Linked DNA regions of Homo sapiens: regions 1 and 2 are each linked to region 3. The links are chromatin contacts, found by Hi-C or POLR2A ChIA-PET in ENCODE. All regions are on one chromosome and are shown on one strand. The core of a region is the stretch at or near the end of the contact, and the rest is flanking DNA. Distances in the headings are between cores, read along the strand shown.

The links. Hi-C counts contacts between places; a loop is a spot of excess contacts on that map. ChIA-PET counts read pairs that join two places held with the same protein, here RNA polymerase II (POLR2A). Pooled maps may share reads with other maps.
Region 1: a map of B cell shows a loop between it and region 3 (11-fold over the local background). The contact joins the enhancer-like site here to the promoter of NOL7 in region 3. A Hi-C loop is called at or near these places in 3 of 168 maps with a recorded cell type or tissue (B cell, OCI-LY7 and endothelial cell of umbilical vein), 3 of 37 single-sample maps with no recorded cell type and 8 of 50 pooled maps. POLR2A ChIA-PET finds 5 or more read pairs at or near these places in 7 of 52 experiments (B cell, CD4-positive, alpha-beta T cell, K562 and 4 more).
Region 2: a pooled map shows a loop between it and region 3 (3-fold over the local background). The contact joins the enhancer-like site here to the promoter of NOL7 in region 3. A Hi-C loop is called at or near these places in 60 of 168 maps with a recorded cell type or tissue (B cell, CD14-positive monocyte, CD4-positive, alpha-beta T cell and 36 more), 36 of 37 single-sample maps with no recorded cell type and 46 of 50 pooled maps. POLR2A ChIA-PET finds 5 or more read pairs at or near these places in 32 of 52 experiments (A549, AG04449, AG04450 and 26 more).

Annotation. Positions count from the first base shown.
Region 1 is chr6:13,524,910-13,529,476 of GRCh38, forward strand. No RefSeq gene overlaps it. Among named protein-coding and RNA genes, the nearest start is that of GFOD1, 40 kb to the left of the region's middle. RefSeq lists an enhancer at 1,906-2,025. Within about 2 kb of position 1,907, at least 14 of the 41 ENCODE cell types and tissues checked have a DNase peak (open chromatin) inside an H3K27ac peak, as active enhancers do; they include B cell and OCI-LY7, where a contact is called at or near this core.
Region 2 is chr6:13,722,746-13,727,381 of GRCh38, forward strand. No RefSeq gene overlaps it. Among named protein-coding and RNA genes, the nearest start is that of RANBP9, 13 kb to the left of the region's middle. Within about 2 kb of position 3,011, at least 7 of the 41 ENCODE cell types and tissues checked have a DNase peak (open chromatin) inside an H3K27ac peak, as active enhancers do; they include PC-9, mammary epithelial cell, natural killer cell and 1 more, where a contact is called at or near this core.
Region 3 is chr6:13,613,253-13,617,757 of GRCh38, forward strand. It overlaps NOL7 (nucleolar protein 7), which reads left to right and starts at 2,083. Exons shown (of 8, transcript NM_016167.5): 1 at 2,083-2,372; 2 at 2,460-2,520; 3 at 3,211-3,269. The coding sequence starts at 2,107. SIRT5 (sirtuin 5) reads left to right here. Exons shown (of 10, transcript NM_012241.5): 10 at 1-1,906. LOC124901263 (a long non-coding RNA gene) reads right to left here and starts at 1,950. Exons shown (of 2, transcript XR_007059461.1): 1 at 1-1,950. RefSeq lists an enhancer at 1,296-1,465.

The sequences.
Region 1 (4,567 bases), core at 657-3,156, 89 kb before region 3:
GGTGTCTCCATACACAGTGAACTGTAACCCAACTAGAGGTATAAACAGATTGTAAATTACTCTAGGAACAAGTAGTGGAGTCTCAGCCAATCACAACAAGCAGCCAGCTGTTCACACCATGTGCAAATAAGGCAGAAGCCAGGCGGTAACCAATCTGGCTGTTTCAGTAGTCACTGTCCCTTTCATTTTTCTGTCCCTAAATCCTCTCCAACCATGCGGAATTGCCAGTTTCTCTAAACCTTTTCTGATTTCGGAGGCTGCCCGATTTGCAAATCACTCTTTGCTTAATTAAACTCTATTAAATTCACCTTGTCTAAAGTTTTTCTTTTCTTTTTTTTTGAGACGGAGTCTTGCTCTGTTGCCCAGGCTGGAGTGCAGTGGCGCAATCTCTGCTCACTGCAACCTCCACCTCCTGGGCACGAGCGATTCTCCTGCCTCAGCCTCCTGAGTAGCTGGGATTACAGGTGCCCACCACCATGCCCGGCTAATGTGGTGGCTCACGTCTCTAACCCCAACACTTTGGGAGGCTGAGGTGGGTGGATCATTTGAGGTCAGGAGTTCAAAACCAGCCTGGCCAACATGGCGCAAGTTTTAACACAGGTCTTCCCCTGCCTTATCCTTCCTTGTCACCCAGGTTTCTAGACATGCCTGCCTCCTAGCCAGGGAGTGCTGGCCTCAGGCTTCTGAAGAGCATCATGCTTCCAGAAAGCTGAAAAATAAATTATACCTCCCTGACACATGCTCACTCCTCCTGCATCACCATGACAAATTCCCTCCAAAATCACCACACTGCCTTTTCTCTTCTCTTCCCCGGATAAAACTACATTCCCCATAATGATTAGACGAGAAACAAACACCCATTTTTCCTTTAGGAAACCCTCCTAACTTATGAACCAGAGCAAAGACCCATGCAGGACAAAAAGGAATCTTCTACAATGTGTAGATCAGATGATCTTCAGTTTGTACTTCATATTTGTGGTTTAGAATTTACAAAGACCAGCTAGGCATGGTGGCTCACACCTATAATTCCAGCACTTTGGGAGGCTGAGGCAGGCAGATCACTTGAGGACAGGGGTTCAACACCAGCCTGTCCAACATGGTGAAACCCCGTCTCTACTAAAAGTACAAAAATTAGCCAGGCGTGGTGGCGGATGCCTGTAATCCTAGCTACTCGGGAGGCTGAGGCAAGAGAATCACTTGAACCCAGTAAGCTGAGATCGTGCTACTGCACTCCAGCCTGGGCGTTGGAGTGAGACCCTGTCTCAAAACAAAACAAATATTTACAAAGACCTTTCCTACACATGATCACATTTTGGTCTGACAACCACTAAGTGAGACAAGCATTACTAATCCCATGTAGATGTTTAGACTCGAAGAGTTTAAGAGTTTAAGTAATAGTTCCAAGGTCACCCATCTACTCAATGGCAGAGCTGGGATTCTAACCTTATCATATAATTCTGAGTAAAACCCTTCCTCCAATAAAATAATAATAAGAACTACCTGTTTTGAGCATTTACTATGTGCCATGCCCTATGCTATGTACTTTACACACTTAAATTTAGTTAACCCTCAGGAAAACCCTATAAGATAAGGTTGTGCTATTATGATGCCCATCTTAGGGATGAGGAAAACTGAGGCACAAGGAGGTTAAGCAATTGCTGAGGTCATGCAGCCATACCACTCTATCCTATAGCTTCCTAAATTTTTGCTAGTCCTACTTCACTGCAAACCGCAAACTCAGGCTAGGAAACAAAATAATAAGCACCCCTATAGAAAATTTGGAAAGTACAGAGTCAACAGTTAAGACCCTGGCAAGAGGGGCTCATTTGCAAGCTCAGACCTAAAACAGCAAGCTGCAGGTGTTGGCTACTAAATCCGTGTAAACAGGCATCACCAACTTATTTTAAGCCTCAGTGAAAAGGTTAGTCACAGTATCAGCCAGAGCCGGGCAGGAAACAGATGGCACACTCCAAATTGCTTAACTGAAAAAAAAAAAAAAAATGTAATGAGGGGACTATTTACGGAAGTGCAGGCAGGATGAAAGGACTGACTCTACCAGGGGCGGTGTGGCACCAGGGGCGGTGTGGCACCAGAGAAAACAAACGCTGGGAGTGGTTACCCCCCTAGCACTGCAGGGGCAAAGGGACAGAATATGGTACCGCAGCCCAGTGACCGCCAGAGCTGGGAGAGGGACTGCTTCCCAGGAGCTGTGGGACAAAGCCACTGCCAGGGCGGCCTTCCTCCCTTCCATCCCCGCCAGGTGCCCCCATTAGCCAGGAATGCCCAGAAGCTGTCAGGCAAAGAGCTTTGGTGAAGCTGTCCCTAGAGATGCATCTCCTGGGCCACACAGTCAGGGTAGAGAGAGGTGGAGAATGAATGGGGATGACCCCTCTCATCCTGACCCTGCCCACACAAGGGCTTTAGCCAAAGCCACACAGCATTTGAGCACTAGTTGCTTCAGCACCAATGTGCTCTGGCTCATGTTTTCTCTAAAAATGCAACTGTGGGCCGGGTGTGGTGGCTCACACCTCTAATCCCAGCACTTTGGGAGGCCGAGGTGGGCGGATCACCTGAGGTGAGGAGTATGAAACCAGCCTGACCAACATGTAGAAACCCCATCTCTACTAAAAATACAAAATTAGCTGGGCGTGGTGGCACATGCCTGTAATTCCAGCTACTCAGAAGGCTGAATCACTTGAACCCGGGAAGCAGAGGTTGCGGTGAGCCAAGATCACGCCATTGCACTCCAGCCTGGGCAACAAGAGCAAAACTCCATCTCAAAAAAAAAAAAGCAACTGTGTTAAGCACACCAAACATTAAAAGGAGCACCAATATCTTTTCCCAGAGGCTGTGCCGTCTTCCCTTTCTTGTGGCATTCAATCAGTGACTGCAGGGCCTTACTGCCTGGCCTCATATATTAAACAGGACTTCCTTCTTGGTTCCTCCACTTTGATAAAGAATGGGTTGGTTCCTCAAAAAATAATCATAGGACTGCCATATGATCCAGCATTCCTACTTCTGGGTATATATCCACAAAAAGTGAAATCAGCGTGTGGAAGAGATATCTGTACCTTTGTGTTCGTTGCAGCATTAGTCACGCAGTAGCCAAGATGTAGAAACAATCTAAGTGCCTATTAGCAGAGGGATGGTTAAACAAAATGGGACACACACACATTATATATATATATATGTATATATGTACATATATACGTATATACATATATATACGTACATATATATGTACATATATATGTGTATATACGTGTATATGTACATATATACACGTATATATGTATTCTTCATTGATAAAAAGGAGGAAATCCTGTTATTTATAACATAGATGAGAACATTATGCTAAATGAAATAAGCCAGACACAGAAAGACAAATATTGCATGACCTCACTTATTTGTGGAATCTAAAAATGTCAAACTCATAGTAGAATGGGGTTTGGGGGGCTGGGAAGTCAGGGGAAATGGGGACATGGTCAAAGGATACAAACCTGAGTTGTAAGAGGAATCAGTTCTGAGGCTCTAATGCACAGCCTGGTGGTTATATTTAATAATCGTGTATTATATACTTGAAATTTGCTAAGAGAGCAAATGGAGTGTTTTCATCACACAAGAAACGAAACAGTAACTATATAAGGTGACATTTGTGTTGATTAACTTGATGCTAGTAGTCATTTCAGAATATATATTTATATCAAATTACCGTGTTGTATGCCTTTAATTTCTATTTTTTATTTGTCAATTATATTTCAATAAAGCCAAGGGAAAGAAATCCCCTCCCCCAAAAGAAAGATGAGTTGAAGCAAGATCTGAGAGCTGTATTTCTCTTCTGCATCTGTCTTTTTACTTTTAGCTTCTCTCACTTTTCTTTTTTTTAAAAAAATGTAATTCAAGAGGAAGGCAGCAACAAAGAGCAAATCAATTTCCAGCCTGGCTGTGCTTACACAGTCCTGGAGCAGACAGTGTGTAGTTGTCAATGTAGGCAGAGGTGACAACTTCTGCACCAACACCTCTGATAGGGAGTTGTGTCTGCCTGCCAAGCATTTAGAGTGGGAAAGGAGGAAAGGAGAGGGCGGGAAACGCACGCACAGCTCAGGCTGTCACCATGGAAGGGGGAGAGGAAGGGCTTTCTCCTGATAATCAGGAAAACAGAGAGAGTAGAGGTAAGCAAGCTTGAAAACAAAAAGCAACCTCCAGGGCCCCAAAACAATACAGGCAATGCAGGGCCTGCTTATGGCCAAACCGTGAGGCCCGCAGCAACCTGGGGCGGCCCTCCCAGCCTGCTGGGCCATTTAGGAGACCCAGAATCTCAAAGCCCAGGTGACAACTGCTTTGTAATGTTTGGGCAGGCGAGGGAGCGGGGCTGACTGGAAGAGGAATTTATATATATAGTTAGCCATAAAAATGGGTTTTATTTAACTTGAATGGGATTGAGGAGGGAGGGCTTTCCTGCTTCCTGTATCACCTGTCAGTCAGCTTCATCTCCCAAGGCACCTTTAACATCAAAATCCTGATACTGTTTGACAAGAACTGCTCTCAAGTGAAGAACGATTTCACA
Region 2 (4,636 bases), core at 1,761-4,260, 110 kb after region 3:
AGATCACTTCAGGTCAGGAGTGTGTAACCAGCCTGGCCAACATGGTGAAAACCCATCTCTACTAAAAATACAAAAAATTAGCTGGGCGTGGTGCCGAGTGCCTGTAATCCCAGTTACTTCGTAGGCCAAGGCAGGAGAACTGCTTGAACCCGGGAAGCAGAGGTTGCAGTGAGCCCAGATCGCTCCACTGCACTCAACCCTGGGCGACAGAGTGAGACTCCGTCTCAAGAAAAAAAAGAAAGGAGTTAAGATTGTGGATGTTCAATGTGAGTCTAAATGTACAAGTTAGACTGTACAAGCTAAATGTACAAGCTCTGATCAGGTTCTTCAAATATATACACCCCTCCTTATCTTCCTGTGGTTGTGCACACCCACGTTTATAAACACTGTGGTAGAACCAAAAATGGCACCCTAGAAAGCTGTCCACCTCAAATCCCTAGAACCTGTGACTCTGACTTTATTTGGTAAAAGGGTCCTTGCAAATGTCATTAAGTTAAGGATCTTGAACAAGATCATCCTGGATTATCCTTGCAGGCCCTAAATCCAATGACAAGTATCCTTATAAGAGAGAGGCAGAGGGAGATTTGAGACAGAAAAGACACGCAGAGAAGGGAAGACCGTGTGAAAATGGAGCCTAGAGAGATGCTGCCACAAGTCAAGGAATGCCACCAGCCACCAGAACCTGGAAAAGGCAAAGAATGGACCCTCTCCTGTGGAGCTGGAGGGAGTGTAGCCCTATGACATCTTGATTGCAGACTTCTGGCCTCCAGTGCTGTGAGAGAATAAACTTCTGTTGTGGTAAGCCACCAAATTTGTGGCCATTTGTTACAGCAGCCCTTGGAAACCAATCCACACATACACACACTGCAAACTTTTTAGGTTTCAGGAAAAATGTTGCACAAAGTTGTTAAGACAATTAGGTATACTGTGCATTGTAGAAGCCAGAGTGATATAACAATCACAGTTCTCTCATCAAAATCAAAGCACTTTCTATTTGAAAGTACTTTTCTGTAAGATACAGAGCTTGGTTATATAAATTATGTACGTCAATAAGGCAATCTAGGCTCACTGCTTGTCTTCATAATTTTATAGCTCTCTCTCTCTCTCTCGGTTCTGGCCACATTTCAGTAAAGGAAGGGGTTATATAAGCATTCTGGTTTGATGGAAAAGTAATTTTATGATTGAAGTATGAACTGAAATGGCTCTTCCACTGGGCAGAGGCATTAATGCCATAAAACTGCCTTTAAGGGACTATTAGAGGGTCACCATGACTGCTGCAGCTCAGGGCTGTTACTTTCTAACCATTACATGCCTAATGTCATGTGTATTATGCTTTAATAACTATTTAAAAATTTGACCCCATAAGGACAATTTTGTAGGGTAGGTTAGGTGTCCCAGATCAGGTTTCCTAGAAACGGAGGCTGAGATGGGGTTTCTGGTACCTGTGATCTTTTGACAGAGTGCTCTCAAGTGAAATGTGTAGGGGAATAAGGGAAGTAAACTAGCACGGGGAGGAAGCCAGGCGAAGATGTAAGCTCGGTGAGGTCTGGCTCCAGCCTAACCCCACAGGAAGCTCTGGAGTGTGTGTGCACCATGCAGTCATCCCACCTTAAGGCAAGAGTCCAGGGCTTTTAAAGCCTGTATTAACCACTCATTAGCTGCAGACCACATTCCTCCCTGGGGTGGTATAACATCCGAGGGATCTCTGGGCAAGGAGGTGAGGGTGTGGCTATGAGTCACTGGCAACATTCCCTGTGGCCTGAGATGGGTGCATCAGCAGGTGACAGGACATGCTCAGGGCACCAAGAGCATCCAAGGATGCTTTTTTTTTTTTTTTTTTGAGATGGAGTCTCACTCTGTCACCCAGGCTGGAGTGCAGTGGTGCCATCTCAGCTCACTGCAACCTTCGCCTCCCAGATACAGATGATTTTAATGCCTCAGCCTCCTGAGTAGCAGGGATTACAGGCTCCTGCCACCCCACCAGGCTAATTTTTGTATTTTTAGTAGAAACGGGGTCTACCATGTTGGCTAGGCTGGTCTCAAACTTCTGACCTTAGGTGATCCACCTGCCTCGGCCTCCCACAGTGCTGGGATTACAGGTGAGAGCCACTGCACCTGGCCTTCCAGTCACATTTCTAATCACACACCTGATCATTTCAATGACTACATCTGCCTTAAGAGAACTCTCTGAATGTTGGCATTACTGAGCAATGTTGGAATGTCACAAGTCTTGCAAATATGTCCATCAAATAAGTTCACATTTTAATAGGTTTAATCTGGGAAGAGGGTCTTTCATAAAGAGACGATTTTTAGAATACGTGTGTACGTAGGAACACAAGCCCGTAAGTTTGGCTGTTGCCACCATGCTCATTACTGACCTTCATCATGTTTATTTTCATGGTCCATATGCCTTTTTCTACTCTCTGTTGACCATGTGAAAGTCTGTCTGTGTCAGCATGGTTTACCTTAGTTTATAAGGTCCTCATAGGTATAGGTCACAACTATTTACTGTTCTCTATGTTGCATGTTGCACAATTATGGGTTTAACAACTGCTTCTTGTTGATATAGGGATGTAACTCTGCTTTTTTATTATGGCAATGATATTCTATTTGATAATTGCCCAGGCCTTAAACATATGACTAAGGCATCATCCTGAGCAGGACTTGCAAACTCAAATACCTCCATGAGCCAGGTAGATAATGTAAAAGAGTGAACCAGGTCGGGTATAAAACAATAACAGAGTGGAGAGCATAAAGGAATTTCAAATCAAAACGTTCCAAACACTTCACAGGTCAAACAAAACACCTCTGTGGGTCAGATCTGGCCAATGGTTCACCAGTTAGTGGCCTAAAGGCTAGGTCTGAACTCAAAGCCGGAAACTCAGGCCAATTACAGGTGTCCTGGATCTGTCTTAGGTTTGCCAAAAGCTATCATTACTTGTCCCTGCCTACCGTGGGTGATCTGAAATACCAGATTTTTCAGTCATGCTGCCCTGCCTGTAGAACCAGACCTGGAGATTTTGAGATACTTCCTGGCTTGCCAGGGAAATCTGAGTCATAGGTGCCCCATTTACTTAACACAACCACAAAAAAACACCTTCAAAGAGCCTATTTCCTATTGTAGTGCCCTATATCTAGGAGGCACTCCTTAAATACTTCTTGATGACACAAGCAAGCTACTTTCATAATGCTTGATTTCAAGTCTTTATAACCCATCCAGTGGTCTTCATTCTAAGAATTAAGTGTAGGGGCTGGGCACGTTGGCTCACACCTGTAATCCCAGCTCTTTGGGAGGCCGAGGCGGGCAGATCACGAGGTCAGGAGATCAAGACCATCCTGGCTAACACGGTGAAACCCCATCTCTACCAAAAATACAAAAAATTAGCCGGGCGTGATGGCGGGCACCTGTAATCCCAGCTACTCGGGAGGCTGAGGCAGGAGAATGGCGTGAACCCAGGAGGCGGAGCTTGCAGTGAGCCGAGATCACGCCACTGCACTCCAGCCTGGGAGATAGAGAGAGACTCCGTCTCAAAAAAAAAAAAAAAAAAAAAAGAATTAAGTGTTCACAGTTTAATTATGATGCAAAGATTACATATACTATACCAAGTGTTGACAAGGATGTGCAGAAATCAGAGCCCTGATACGCTCAGACACTGCAGGTGTGAAAACAGTATGGCAGTTCCTCCAAGCTTAAACTTAGATTTCCCATATGACCCAGCAATTCTACTCCTGGGTATATACCCAAAAGAAAGGAAAACATATGTTCACATAAAAACTTGCACACAAATGTTCATAGCAGCATTATTCATAATAGTAAAAAAGTAGAAATAATCCAAATATCCATCAATGGATGAATGGATAAATAAAATGTTGGCCGGGCACAGTGGCTCACATCTGTAATCTCAGCACTTTGGGAGGCCGGATCGCTTGTGTCCAGGAGTTTGAGACCAGCCTGGGCAACATGAAGAAACCCTATCTCTAGAAAAAAATAGAAAAGTTAGCCAGGCGTAATGGTGCGCACCTGTACACCCAGCTACTCGGAAGGCTGAGGTGGAAGGATCTCTGGAGCCCGTGAGGTCGAGGCTGCAGTGGGCTGTGATCATGCCACTGCTCTCCAGCTTGGGTGACAGAGCGAGACCCTGTCTCAAGAATTTTTTAATTAAATTCAATTAAACATTTAAAAATAAAATGTTGTCTATTCATAGAGTGGAACATTATTCAGCAGTATAAAGGAATGGAGTTCTGGTTCTGATGAATGTTACAACACAGATGAACCTTCATAATATTATGCTAATTGAAGGGTGCCAATCACAAAAGACCACATATTTTATGTTTCCTTTTATATGCAATGTTCAGGATAGGCAAATCCATAGACACAGAAAGTAGATTAGTGGTTGTCAGGAGTTGGGGGGAAGAGAGAGTGAGGAGTGACTGCTAGTGGGTAGAAAATTTATTTTGGGGGTGGTGAAATGTTCTAAAAGGTATGATGGTGATGGTTGCACAACTTTGTGAATATACTAAAAACTGCTGAATTGTACATATTAAATGGATAAATTATGTGGTATGTGAATTATATCTCAATAAAGCTCTTATTTTAAAAAAGGTTACATGTGCTATGAAGGTTTTTGTCATAAGC
Region 3 (4,505 bases), core at 833-3,332:
GGGGATGCTTAAGTTATTTCTGTCAGGTACATCTTCCATACACTTTACTACCTTGGAGTAAAGTAGTAAGAATACAGCTTTTTCCTTAACCTTTACCAGCTAACTCAGTGCTTAGGGGCCTTGGAATGCCTGCTGTCCAGCAGGTGTCACAGGCCTGACTGGGAGGCATGGCCATTATCAACAGTGTATGAAGGTCACATATGGCTCCCTGAAGTGATTACATACTTGGACCACATCACCTCAGCCCCTTGCAAAATTGCATTTAATGTTACACCCTTGGCTTTTGTAGAAACAGGCAACAAGACACTATCATATAAAACTTTGTACTGCATTGCAAGGCATAACCTTTAATAAATCCCAGTGGTCCTTTGTGTAGGGAACGGGGATGCTCATAGCCTATGGGGCGGCTGGAGAACCAGTCAGGGACCCTGAGGGCTCGATGTACACTTTACATGGGTGGGCCAAGGAGTTTACACTGAGGGCACTGGTAATACCTGTAATAGTCTTATAGTACTTATAAAGCAGTTTTGCACATAAAATACCATCATGCACTTATAAGTTTGTTCTTGGGCTGCTCCAAGTTAACTTTATTCATTTTCCTAGTGTTAGTGTCTCAGGGAGTCTGATTATATTTTTGATTTGTAATTTCTATCTGACTAAGGCCTAGAGATTTCAAAACTGTTCTTTGCAATTCCTCTCATACTGAACCTCTGGTTCAGCAGCTTTTTTTGTTGTTGTTGTTTTCAAGTTTTATCATTTTTGTTCCTATTTGGTTTTGTCGTTTTTAAATTGAGAATTGCTTCTAAAACAGAAGACATGAAAAGAGAATTAAAAATACAATATATGTGTAAGATAGAATTATTCAACTTAGCATTTATTAAACATCTACCAGATGATAGACATTAGAAATAAAATGACTAGCAAGACCTGGCCCTTCCCCTCAGGGGTTCACAGAATGGCTGGAGCAACTGTCATATAAGCTGTTATGAAGTGCAGAAACTACACAGACATTTGTGCGGGTTCAGACCAGCGCAATTAGAGATGGGCAGAGTGGGATGGGGTAGGGGTAAGGTGCTTGAAATTTGCCTGGGTGGGAATTTTTGAAGTATAAAAAGGACTTCTACCTGGGGGGCTGCGGCAGTAGAGGGAAGAGCACGGTCGGTACAAATGCATGGCAGGTGTGAAACAGTTTGATTTGTTCAAAGAATGATGAATCACTTAGTGTTGTATAATGGATGGGAGGAGAGAAACACAGCGATCACAAAGGGCCATGTTTGCCAAGAAATAAAATATACTTGGAAAAAAAGTACGTATGTGTATATACCACAAAACTCGGGTGCATTCTCTAGGGACCGGCGAAGCCATTCTTTCAGGAGATATGCTCAGCATTTGCCACGGGCCAGCTGCTGTTCCAGGTCGTGGGTTAGGGCCCGGCACCAGGAAGGGCGCCCCTCCCACAGGGCCGACATCCTAACCGGCGTCGCTGCGGCCGCGGAGCTGGGAAGGCCGAGGGCGCCGGGCACGTCTGTGCAGATTTCTTTAGAGTCCAGGTCTGTCGCCCGCGTCTTCGTCGGTGGCAGCAGGGCTGACTGGCCACGGCGGCCATCTGCTAGAGCGCATTTCTTCCCATGAAACGCCACCTCCTCCGAAGTGCGGAGCGAACGCAGCCAAATCTACACAAAGACTGACAAGCTGGATCCACTCGACGGAACCCAGGGCCAAAAAACGGCGGCGAGCAGCGCCTCGGGCCCGCGATTACCGGTTTTCTGAGCACCGGACAGCGTGAGCCGTGCCAGCCCTGTCTCGCCATCCCAGCCGAGGAGGGCAGCGCGATGGCTCTTCCCTGCCTTGAAATCAACCCCATTGCCAGCCGCTTTCGCCGGCAGAGCATTTTCCGTGGGGTCCATCCGGCTCCAAGGCGGCCTGCGCTGGCCACGTGGAAAGAAACACGCCCACTGCCTACAGGCCACGCCCTTCCTCCCTTCGCGCATGCGCCCCACCCGTCCTGAGGACCTCCGAACCTGCAGGGGGCGATGAAAGTAGGCTTGCGCTCCGCTTGTAGCTGCTTCCGGGTCAGAGGTCAGACGGTCTAGCGCTGCGTGGGCCATGGTGCAGCTCCGACCGCGAGCGTCTCGCGCCCCGGCGTCGGCGGAGGCGATGGTGGACGAGGGCCAGCTGGCCTCGGAGGAGGAGGAGGCGGAGCACGGGCTGTTGCTCGGGCAGCCCAGCAGCGGCGCGGCCGCCGAGCCCCTGGAGGAAGACGAGGAAGGGGACGATGAGTTTGACGATGAGGCCCCGGAGGAGCTGACTTTCGCCAGCGCCCAGGCGGAAGCGAGAGAAGAGGAGCGGCGAGTGCGGGAGACCGTGCGCAGGTTCGGAGCCCGCTGCCCGGCGGGGAGAACCGCCCTTTCTCGTCCCGCTTGTCCTTCCCTTTGCTGACTTATCACCCTTCCTCCCAGGGATAAAACGCTCCTGAAGGAGAAGAGGAAGCGACGCGAGGAGCTGTTCATCGAACAGAAGGTTAGAGGCTAGGGAGGAGGTGTCTTATTAAAACAACTCGGCTCAGGGAGAATTCCTATGGTGGATGTAATTTGGGTTGGCAGGATATTGGAGTGGGGAAACAGTCACCAAGATTGCCTCTGACAGTGGTGGAAAGATGCTCGGGCCGGGCGCGGCAGTACTTTAGTTGGACGAGGTGGGCGGAGCCCGGGATGTCGAGGCTGCCTGGAGCCGAGATCACACCACTGCGCTCCAGCCTGGGCGACAGAGCGAGACCCTGTCTCAAAAAAAAAAAGTTCGTCTCCTTTAGTGTCCACCAACTGAAAATAAGAGGTTGCTGTGAGAATTAAATGAGGTGATTTGTAAACTGTAAGGGCTGTACAGACTTAGTGTATGGTTGCTTTGCTGTCTGATACTCGACACAGAGAGCTGGCTCCAGGCAGACATTACTTAACTGCTTTCAATTTATAACAGTGACCTGAGGGTTAGAATACCGTGGGCACCCTTTCTAGTTTTCATCAAGTCTTTCAGAGAATGTGGAGTTTTGTGGACCCGGTCTTCCCATAGCTTAGAGGTATGGGGGCAGTTTCCAGCCTAATTCATTTCTTTGCCTAGATGTAGGGCATTCTTAAAAGCGGTAACTTCAGAAGCAACTCCGGACATACTATGTACATGACTTTCTATTAATTTTAAACGTTTTCATTCCAAAAGAAAAGAAAACTCCTTCCAGACACTATTTTGGAGAAGTTAACCACAGCTTCACAGACTAAGTAAGTAATGGATCTTTTTATATTACTTGCTTATATACACCCATCTTTGAATTATATACTGGTACATTTATTTGAATCCATATAACTGAAGGAATTGTAGAACCCAAATTCAAAAGCTACCTTGGTATATGAATTTGATGGGAAAGACGGAGGTAACGTTCTACTTCTTATTTTACCATTTATTTTTGTTCATTCCCATAGCTAGCTTTTGAATTCCTGATCCCATTGTGTTCATTCAGTACATTTTGTTGACTGCCTGTCATTGTACTAGGGCATAGTGGGTGGTGGTGAATAAAAAGTGTTTTGAATCATTTAGTGGGGTAGCAGGCACTTATCCACAGGCTCTGAAAACTTGATTTGTCCCATACTTGCCTTACCTGCCACCAACCTGTCCTTCCTGTTCCCCACTTCATTTAGCATCTTTGGTGTTTTATGGTTTAAAGCGAAAAGCTATAGTCGTCTTTGGGAATTGATCAAACCCTACTAAATTTAGCCTTCTAAATTTTTTTTTTTCTATCCTCTTTTTCTCCCCTTAAGGCTTTAAATTCAGAAATTCAGCCCCCTTTTGCTTAGGCCAGTGACTCTCAAGTTTTCAGTAAAAAAACTTTACCAAAGAGTTACTCAGATCCTGAATACATTAAACGTAAGAGCAAATCTATTTGGTGGCAAATTCCCTTTCATCTTTTAAAACCAAGCTCAAGTGTCACCTTTACCTTCTCATTTGCCCCCCCCCACCTCCCATCACTTCCGCTTTTGTGTGGCCTTTCTCCTGTGCAAATGCTTCTGTATTGTATTCTGTCCATTTACATTTCTCTCTCCATTGGGCCACAGCCCCCTTGAGGCTGTTCCCTGTCTCCTGTGCCTAAACTATTAAATTAATCCTTTGTGATTTCTCCAAATGAAATGAGGCAGACCTACTCCCATTCACTTCATATTTCAAATACTTTATAACTTGTTCTGAACAAGTGTTTCACTTGAACTCCATTGCCCACAGCATTTTGCTGCTTTGAAAGCCTGCTAATAGGCTCTCAGATTTTAACTGTGAAGATCTTCCAATGCTTGAGAGTTGGTGGCAGTGTACTAGGGAGTGACTATTGCTTTCCAAACTGATGAGAGCTCCTGAGTAGAAATTGAGGGTGTTGGTAATGAAAGGGGGTGTCTTACTTGTAAAGGCAAATGAAATAATATAACATGTTTTGAGTAATCTTTACTGCCATTGCAGTCAGTGGTTTTGTT